2 separate regions of the Homo sapiens genome follow, and region 2 is linked to region 1. A link is a loop called in an ENCODE intact Hi-C map of the cell type or tissue named here. Cell type or tissue: CD14-positive monocyte. All regions are shown on one strand.

The links. Peaks named below come from ENCODE experiments on the same cell type or tissue, not always from the same donor. Only the 100,000 strongest peaks of a DNase experiment are listed, where the experiment ranks them.
Region 2: a loop joins it to region 1, with 7 times the contacts of the local background. A loop is called at or near these places in 57 of 110 quality-filtered maps.

What each region holds. Positions count from the first base shown.
Region 1 is chr9:21,102,941-21,107,940 of GRCh38, forward strand. It overlaps the pseudogene IFNWP4. Among named protein-coding and RNA genes, the nearest start is that of IFNB1, 27 kb to the left of the region's middle. In CD14-positive monocyte, no CTCF peak of the experiment used is centred here; DNase peaks (open chromatin) are centred at 1,711 and 2,081; H3K4me3 peaks cover 1,180 bases; H3K27ac peaks cover 1,352 bases.
Region 2 is chr9:20,883,009-20,888,008 of GRCh38, forward strand. It overlaps FOCAD (focadhesin), which reads left to right. Exons shown (of 44, transcript NM_001375567.1): 21 at 2,101-2,222. Among named protein-coding and RNA genes, the nearest start is that of SNORA30B, 99 kb to the left of the region's middle. In CD14-positive monocyte, CTCF peaks have their summits at 2,172 (motif pointing right) and 2,377; a DNase peak (open chromatin) is centred at 2,193.

The DNA.
Region 1 (5,000 bases):
GCAACCTCCGCCTCCCGGGTTCGAGCAATTCTCCTGCCTCAGCCTCCCAAGTAGCTGGAGTTACACGTGCCCACCACCATGCCTGGCTAAATTTTTGTACTTTTAGTAGAGACAGGGTTTTGCCATGTTGGCCAGGCTGGTCTCTAACTCCTGACTTCAGGTGATCCACCCCTCTTGGCTCCCCAGAGTGCCAGGATTACAGGCATGAGCCATAGAGCCCAACCACTTTCATCGCTTTTATTCAACATTGTACTAGAAGTCCCAGCCAGAGAAATTAGACAAGACAAAGAAACAAAAGGCATCCAGATTGGCAGGGAAGAAGACAAATTATCCTTTTCCAGAAAAAGCTAAATATTTCACCAAAAATACTATTAGGACTGATAAACAAATTTGGTAAAGTTGCAGGATACAAAATGAACTTACAAAAATCAGCATTTCTTGAAAATGGCTTTTATCCAAAAGACAGGCAATAACAAATGTTGGTAAGACATGTAGAAAAGGAAACTCTTGTACACTGTTGGTGCAAATGTAAACTAGTACAACCACTATGGAAAACAGTTTGGAGGTTCCGCAAAAAACTAAAAATAGAGTGGGATAACCCAGTAATCCCGCTGCTGGGTAGGCACCCAAAAGAAAGGGAATCAGTATATCAAAGGGATAGCTGCACTCCCATGTTTGTTGCAGCACTATTTGCAATAGCCAAGATTTGAATGCAACCTGACTGCCCATCAACAGATGAATGCATGAGGCAAATATGGTATATATACACAATGGAGTGCTATTCAGCCATAAAGAATAATGAGATTCTGTCATTTGTCACTACATGGATGTAACTGGAGGTATTATGTAAAGTGAAAGACAACCTTCACATGTTCTCACTTATTTTGTGGGAGCTTAAAATTAAAACAATTGAACTCATGGATATAGAAATAGAAGGATGGTTACCAGAGGCTAGGAAGGGTAATGGGGGACTGGGGGACAAGTAGGAATGGTTAATGGGTACAAAAAGTAGTTAGAAAGAATGAAGAAGTCCTAGTATTTGATAGCACAAAGGGGTGAATATAGTCAATAATAATTTAATTGTACATTTTAGAATAACTAAAATAGTATAATTGGATTCTTTGTAACACAAAGGATACATGCTTGAGGGGATGGATATCTCATTTACCAGGATGTGATTATTATGCATTGCATACCTGTATTAAAGTAGCTCATGTACTCTATAAATAGATACACCTACTATGTACCCCCCAAAATTTAAAAAATTTTAAAAATCAGTAGCATTTCCATATGCCAACAGCAAACAATCTGAAGAAGAAACCAAGAAAGTAATACCATTAACAAGAGACACAAATAAGATAAAATAAAATACCTAAAAATAAATTTAACCATAAGTGAATGATATCTACAATAAAACTATGAAACATTGATGAAAGAAATTGAATTGGATGATATTATGTATTTAGTACAATGCCTGAATAAAATAAGCACTTGGCACGTGTTAGCCATTCCCACAATGGAGAAAATGAATGCAACCCCAACTATGGAAATTGAGTGGAAATTTCCTGGGAAAGATCTGCTTTTCTTCCTTTAATTCTCAGGTCATTGATAAACGTTGTTATTGTAATTTCACCTCTTACTGTGAACATGAGCATGTAAATGGAGAGAGTGCCCCTTCCAAATGACTAACACCTATTAGCTCATGGGAAAGTTGACCTCTCAAACATGAATTAAATGGCCACGCAGTGTATGACCCAGTCTCTTTGGAGTGTGGTTGGTGTGGCTAACTGTTTGCAGTCTGATAATCACTGTGTATAGTGAAAAAAAGTAAATACACAGCTAACTAAATAAATAAATTCCCTGATTTTGCAAAGCTGAAAACTAGCCCTATAGGTAACAACCTGCTTTAAACAGCCAGTTTCCCCCACTGCTGGACCTGTCTGCAGCTGACATTTTCATTTAGATCGAGAATTTCTCAATCACTTTCTGTCATTTCCTATTTACTTTTGGTGGCTTTGTGTGTGAATTACTTTTTCTTCCCCCTTTTGAAGAGAAGGGGTTAGCAGACTTATTGTACACAAGGAAAAAAAGGAAGTCACTACTGACCATAGTGGGATATTCATATACATATTCTGCTTAGGTATGTTTGAGTTCAAAGGAGGAAACCTGAGAGATAAAACAGTTTAGGCTTGTATGTACAGCAAGCTTGCCCCCAATTCTCAAATTGTGCCCCTAACACAATATTGTCCGAAGCGTCCTGGTGAAGCTTGCTCATATGTATTTTACTTTCAGGAAGTGATTGAGAAAAGTTTACAATTGTGGAAATGTGGATGTCTGAAATATTAAGCTAGATGCTCATAGTCTAGTCTTGAGTGCAAAGTCCACTATATATGTGGAAAACCAGTGAGGTGAGAGGATACTTCAGGAAAGCTAGATAATAATGGTGAACTTTAATATAATGCTATGGGATTAGAAGCCAGAGGCCATTGTCCAACCAACTCATACAATGGTAATAAGGATGAACAACTTCTGTTCTAGCTCATTGTCCCTTGAACCAATCTTGAGCCAGGTGAAAGTTCCAACGGGTTAAAGAAATCCAAGGACCCTATTCATTAAAAACACAGAAATTAAGCAAGAAAACTTCTAAGTTCCTGGTATTTGAGGATGTAGCAAAGAATAAGATGAGATTTATGCACAAGAAGAATGTATCTTCTGGCGGGGCGCGTTGGCTCACGCCTGTAGTCCCAGCACTTTGGGAGGCCGAGGCGGGCGGATCACGAGGTCAGGAAATCGAGACTATCCTGGCTAACATGGTGAAACCCCGTCTCTACTAAAAATACAAAAAGTTAGCTGGGCGTGGCGGCGGGCGCCTGTAGTCCCAGCTACTCGGGAGACTGAGGCAGGAGAATGGCGTGAACCCGGGAGGCGAAGCTTGCCCGGGAGGCGGAGCTTGCAGTGAGCCGAGATCGCGCCACTGCACTCCAACCTGGGAGACAGCGAGACTCCATCTCAAAAAAAAAAAAAAAAAATAAAAGAATGTATCTTACATACATGATCTAATATATCAACACTTTCAGGAGGGAAATCTAGAGGGATAGAAAAGATCTTTTAAAAGGAGCCTGGTAAAGCTTTCTTAAAAGTTGTCCTGAACATCAGGAAGACCCAGACAGCTCTATCATTAGTTCAAAGTCAATTTTTGTTGAGGTGATAAGCATCCCATGGAATTAGAACTTTTAATTTTTTAGTGAGTAATTTTAACTCAATTGTAAGAAGATAGACGGAGTTGTCTCCCAGGCCCTTGAAGAGACGAAAAAGTTCAAAGTGGGGAAGTGAAAAGATCTGAGGAAAATTCAGAAAATGAAATCGTGTGCTGAATATTTAAGGGGCTCATGAGCAGAAGGTCCTCAGAGAAGCTGGGGCAAAGCTCCCAATATTCCATCTTAACCAGAAGAGCTTCTTTTGGAACTTACCAATGGTCTCCTTGCTGGTGGCATTGGTGATGATCTCCTGACACATCTATTCCCTTTTCTGCGACCTGCCTCTAAGACTTCGCTTGGGAAAGTTCTGGGCCAAGTGGGGACAATCTTCCTTCTTTCCTGTCTGGAAAGCTCAGGTGATTTCTGCCCTCCATAAGATGCACCAGCAGATCTTCAGCCTCTTTTACACAAGGGCTTGTCTGATGCTTGGAATAGGGCCTTCCTGGACAAACTCCAGACTGGATTTCATCAGCAGCTGGAAGACCTGGAGACCTGCTTGGTATAGAGGATGGGAAGCAAGAGTCTGCCCTGGAAATTGAGGGCCCTACACTGGCCATAAAGAGGTACTTCCAGGGAGTACATTTCTTCTTGAAAGAGAGGAAATTCAGGAACTGTACCTGGGAGGTTGTCTGAGTGTAAATAAAATATATTAAGAAAATTCAGGAAACCCAATTCTCAATGACTAATGTCCTAGCTCACACTCTGTTCAGTCATTTCTATAACTGTTCTTTTTGCCTTCAGTGGTAAAATAACTTGAACCATTTTTGGCATATTCTTATCAGTAATGTTAAATGTGTCTGTATATAACTAATTTTAGAATTGGAAGAAATGCCACTGGTATCTTGTGGTTGAAACTCAGGTTATAAAATATGTATTTTTATTAACTTGTCTATTTATTTTTGATGGTATTTGTATTTATATGCTGTATTGTTTATATAAGCATATATTTACATTTTCCTCGTTAATAGAAATACTACTTTAAAAAACTCATTAAGTTTATTGTAAGACTTTTCTCCTCTTTTTAAAGAGAACTTTTTCTCAAATCTGAATTCTGCACGCAAAATATAAAAATTTTTGTTACAGTCATGCTTTGGCCTTGGTGACAGATCTTGAGTATGAGATGCATAATCCTTGCCCTTATGGAATTCACATTACAGCAAAGGACACAGCCATTGAAGAAGTTATAATCTAGTATGGAATTTACATTTGGCATCTGGGCTACACAGGAGAAGTAAAAGAGGCTATGGCAGTGAATGTCACGGACAGCTCATTTAGGTTGCCTTCTACCTTCCCCAGGGAAGTAATATGAAGTCAGAGACTTGAAGGATAAGTAGGAGTTTGTTAAGTATCTTGTGGAGGGCAAAATTTCCTAGGGCAAAACAAAAACAAAAACTGCATAGAGAGTGGCCCCGTAGCTGGAAAGGGCCAGGAAAATTGAAAGAAGTGAAAAAGACTGGAGTGGGTAGACTGGACTGGTAAATGGTGAAGTGTCATGTAATGATGCTGGGGAAATGGAAAAGGGCCCAGTGACAGCTTTATGTTAAAGATGCTGGACTTGAGAGGCAAGGAAAATTACTTTGGCATGTAAAGCTGAAGAGTGCTTTACCAGAGCACTAACAAAGATATTTGTTAGACCAAAAGTTCTCAAAATGTGGTCCATATGACCATAAGGGTCCCCAAGACATTTTAAGAGGCTCCACGAGGTCAAAACTATTTTTGTAATAAATCGACATTACTTGTCTC
Region 2 (5,000 bases), 220 kb before region 1:
ATTCCTGATTAGGTTGAGGTAATCAGTCCTTCACCCAGTCTGCCTAACAGAGGAGAGAGGAAAACTACTCTTTGATTGACAATAACACCATTTAGTACTTCTGTGGTTCTTTCATATACTGCACTAGACACAGGACAAAGGAAGAAGCTGGAAATGAAGGGAATGATTCCTGGAGATAAAGAAGTCACTCTCTTTGGAAAATATCAATTCTAACTGGCCTACATGAAATAACATACTTTCAAAATATATGACAAAAATGAGTAGAACTAAAAGAGGAAATAGACAAACCCACAATAATAATGGAAACTTTAAAATATCTTTTTCAGTAGCTGGCAGAGCAAGGAGACAAGAAAATCTATAAGATCACAAAATATCTGAACAATCTATGAACAAACTACTGTATAGACATGTAGAACATTGTACCTTATAGTGATAGAATTTATATATCTTTTAACTGTACATGGAAAATTTACCAAAATGACCATACGCTGGACCACAAACTTCAATAAATTTCAAGATATTGAAGTCACTTAGAGTTTGTCCTCTGATGACAATGGGATTAAGCTAGAAATAAATAACAAAAATGATTACCATGATATCTCCAGTTGGCTGAAAATTGAACAGTATACTTATAAGTAATGGATGGATCAGAGAAAAGAATCAAAATGGAAATGAGAAGATAGTTTGAAGTGAATGATAATGAAGATAAGCCATATAACAACCTGTAGGTTGCAGCTAAAATAGTATTTTTAAACACTGTTTCCCCTCTAGGGAAATTCACACTTTCAATGTATATTTTAGAAAAGAAAGGAAAATAATCAGTATTTAAACTTCCAACTCAAGAAGCTTGGAAAAGAACAGCAAATCAAACTTAAAGGATCAGGGAAGAAATAATAAAGATAATAAAACTCAGTGCAATAAAAAACATAAATAAGCTGGAGGTTCAGCTGAGAGCTTAACTGACCGTTGTGGAAAGGGCAGGGAGAAGAGGGAGAGTGAGTGTATGTGAATACAGGAATGAGGGAAAGCTTGTCCACTTTTGAGTATAAACTAAAGGGACCCATGTTATCATGTGTTCATGAAGATTAATATGTGCAAGTATTTCTCTTTAATTGAAATTTTTAAAAAACTTAATAGAATCTCTAGAACTAAACAGTTCACAAAGTCAAGACTTGCAAATTTGTTCATTTATTTATACTTATACTTATTTACTCATAAGTAAATTGTAAATAATATTTTACATGTGATCTTAACTAAAAAGCTATGAGTCAATAAGTAATATACTATATTATATTACGTTTATATTTTGAGACAGAGTTTCTCTTGGTTGCCCAGGCTGGAGTACAGTGGCACAATCTCAGTTCACTGCAACCTCCACTGCTAGTTCAAGTGGTTCTCCTGCTTCAGCCTCCCGAGTAGCTGGGATTTCAGGTGTTCGCCACCATGCCTGGCTAATTTTTGCGTTTTTAGTAGAGATGGGGTTTCACCATGTTGACCTGGCTGGTCTCAAACTCCTGACCTCAAGTGATCTGCCTACCTTGGCCTCCCAAAGTGCTGGGATTACAGGTGTGAGCCACCGTGCCTGTCCCAATAGTATTTTAAATATTAGCTTTTTAAATCTCTTGTGTTTTTTTATTCCTTATATATAAATGGTCAAAAATCATAATTTGCTTAACAAGTTAGCTTTTAGTTATAAATATCTCTATCCAGATTGATTATCAGTTACTGAGAATCTAATTAGTAAAGTTTTTCCATAAGAAATGTCTTTGTAAGCTGGGCGCGGTGGCTCACACCTGTAATCCCAGCGCTTTGGGAGGATGAGGCAGGCGGATCATGAGGTCAGCAGTTAGAGACCAGCCTGGCCAATATGGTGAAACCCTGTCTCCACTAAACTTAAAAAATTAGCCGGGCATGGTGGCACACGCTTGTAGTCCCAGCTACTCAGGAGGCTGAGGCAGAAGAATCCCTTGAACCCAGGCGGCGGAGGTTGCAGTGAGCTGAGATTGCACCACTGCACTCCAGCCTGGGCAACAGAGTGAGATTCTGTCTTAAAAAAATAAAAATAAAAATAAAATAAAGTCTATATAATTTTTTTTAAAGGTGGTATGTTATTTTGCTATGATGTTTCCATGTATCAGAGTAAAGATGGAAAACCATTGAACAGACTGATGGCCAGCAGAGGGCGAAGTTTCAAGCAGACTTCACTTGCTCTTGTACATGAGGTAGGTTCCCGTGTCCTCTTCTTTATGTTTTAGTGTTTTCTCCCTTCATGATATGTTTAAGAAGTTGTTTGTTTAGAAATAATTTTTTTGATCATAATTAATGTAAGTTGCTTTTAAAGGCCACCAAAATAGTTGACCCAACTGAATACTCAAATATTTCAATGTATTTCTGAAAGAAACTGCCATGTTTTCCCCCACTGCCCAGCGTATTTATTAGGGAGTAATGTCTAGGAATTTGCTTTACTTCATCAATGCTTAACTGTCATTATTCAGAATAAATATCAATTTATTGTTTAAAGAAATGCTACTGCCTATATCTTAATTCTAATCCTTTGCAATTATGTAGGGGACCAGTGTTTGTATTTTGTGAGTGTTTGGAATTAAAAGTAAATAAAAGCATTTTAGAAAAATAACCCTTGGTTTTAATGTTTATTTTACTTTTCCTTTCAGCTACCTTTTAAAAATAAAGTTCTGTGATTCTATTAGATGATTTATATGAAATCTGATTATTGCAGATTATGGCAAAACCAGGGGAAGAGGGAAGCTGGAAAGTCCTTGGGAAATGTATTTTTATTGTTTTTAAATATTTTATCACACTTACTCATATGATGTATACAAATTAAAATGTATGAATGAATAACAAAACAAAATGTCACAGCAAAGAGATTTATATAGTTCAGACATAGTAGGTTATATATCAGTTATAAGTAAAAATATATGAATTGTAAAGATTTAATGAACTTGATGTAAAAATAATTAGCATTTCTAAAATATCTTTCTATAACATCTTATTTTGATGCCTAATTTATACATTTGGTTGTAATTAATTTGATTCACTTTTATTCTGTATCACACCAATTGCCACCAGTTTCATAGCACAGCAAAATTCAGAGGGTTTTTCAAGACCCATCTTTGTCCTTTGCCATCCATTTTCCTTTCATATATTTAGTTAGAATTAAAATTGTGTAAATACTTGTTTCAGAAGCTTTTTTTTTGCCTAATATAGTGTCTTCATTCAACTAAAAAGAGAAGAAGGATCTGGGAAGAGCAACGCTTTTCTAGGAGGAAGGTTTAATTTCAGACATAGGTGATTTCTATGTTTTTTTTGTCCCTGGCATCTCATTAGTTGGCATAGAGAAGGGAGAAACGTGGTACCTTTTTGTGTTTTAAGCTGTGCACTTAGATATTTGAAGGAAAACTGAAGTCTAAAGTCTTACTGAAAAGCTGATTTATAATAAAAAGTCACCATCAGAACAGAAACAAGAAAAAGCATTAGTGCAGGGGATGGCAGAAGACATCTGATAACTTTTGGCAGTGGCATCAGAAGTTATGAGGTGTGTCCGAGATATAAGCACAGAAAATCTTTGGGTTAAGATACTTGTTGCTTGTGCTGTAGAGAGTCTAGAAAATTTCAAAGGGAAAAGAAAATAACATCATTGTTTTAGGGGTCAATTAGAAGGCGTATTGGACAGAATTCTGCCAAATGTATAGTAGGATTTTAGACTGGATTCCATATTCTGCTCAGTATATGTAGTTCATTTGCTTAAAACACAAAGGCTGGGGGACCCATGAAGTTTCTCAAACTATGTGACAAGAAATAATATGAACTTTCAGAGCTGGTTAATAAAAATAATTGCAATAATAACAGCTAATAATCGATTTAGATACTTTCAACACTGTGAGGTAGGTGCTGTTAATGTGTCAAGGTCACATAGCTAACAAGTAGAGGAGCCTGGAAATTGAACCCAGGCAGTGAGGCTCCATAGTCCTTGAACTGTCATCTTCTCTCCCAGGTTAATCAGAGAAGATTCTAGAAATACATTTGGATTTTTCCAAGATTACTCTAAGCTCTCTTAAATCATCTCCTTGCATCTTGTCTTTCTTTTGTTGCAATCAATTTGGGATTTTTCCAGATGAAATTTCTTCAAACCCTGCTTTTGATCCTCCCATTACTTTATCCTGAGTCTTTTTTATTTCCAAGTATTTCTTCTTTCTTTCCTTTTTCTTTCTCTTTTTTTTTTTGAGATGAAGTCTCACTCTGCTGTCCAGGCTGGAGTGCAATGGTGCAATCTCGGCTCACTGCAACCTCTGCCTCCTGGGTTCAAGGGATTCTCCTGCCTCAGCCTCCCGAGTAGCTGGGATTACAGGCATGCGCCACCACGCCCAGCTAATTTTTGTATTTTTAGTAGAGATGGAGTTTTACCATGTTGGCCAGGCTGATCTCGAACTCCTGACCTCAGGTGATCCACTTGCCTCGGCCTCCCAAAGTGCTGGGATTACAGGCATGAGCCACTGTGCCCAGCCATATTTCCAAGTATTTCTTGAGAATTGCAGTTTGTTTATTAATTCACCAGTTGATGGACCTTCGGGTTTTTTCTGTTTTCAATGATTAAGACTAAAGTTTCTATAAACATTCTCATACAGATCCCTGTGTGAACATTCATTTTTCTGTTTCTTTTCAGTAAACAAATACCTAGGAGTGAGAGTGCAACGTCATGTGGTAAATTCATATATAACTTTATAGGAAACTATCAAACTGTTTTCCTAGTGGCTGTCTTATTTTGAATGCCCATCTGCAAGGTATGAGAGTTTCAGTTGCTCTGCCTTCTTGTCAGTGCTTGATATAGTCAATTAAAAAAATTTAGCTATTCTTGTAGATGAGTAGTATTAGTTTCCCTTTGTGGTTTTAATTTGTGTTTCCTTAATAACTAATGATGTTGAAGCATCTTTTCATGTGTTTATTTTGTATGTATCTGTTTTCTTCCTGAAGTGTTTGCT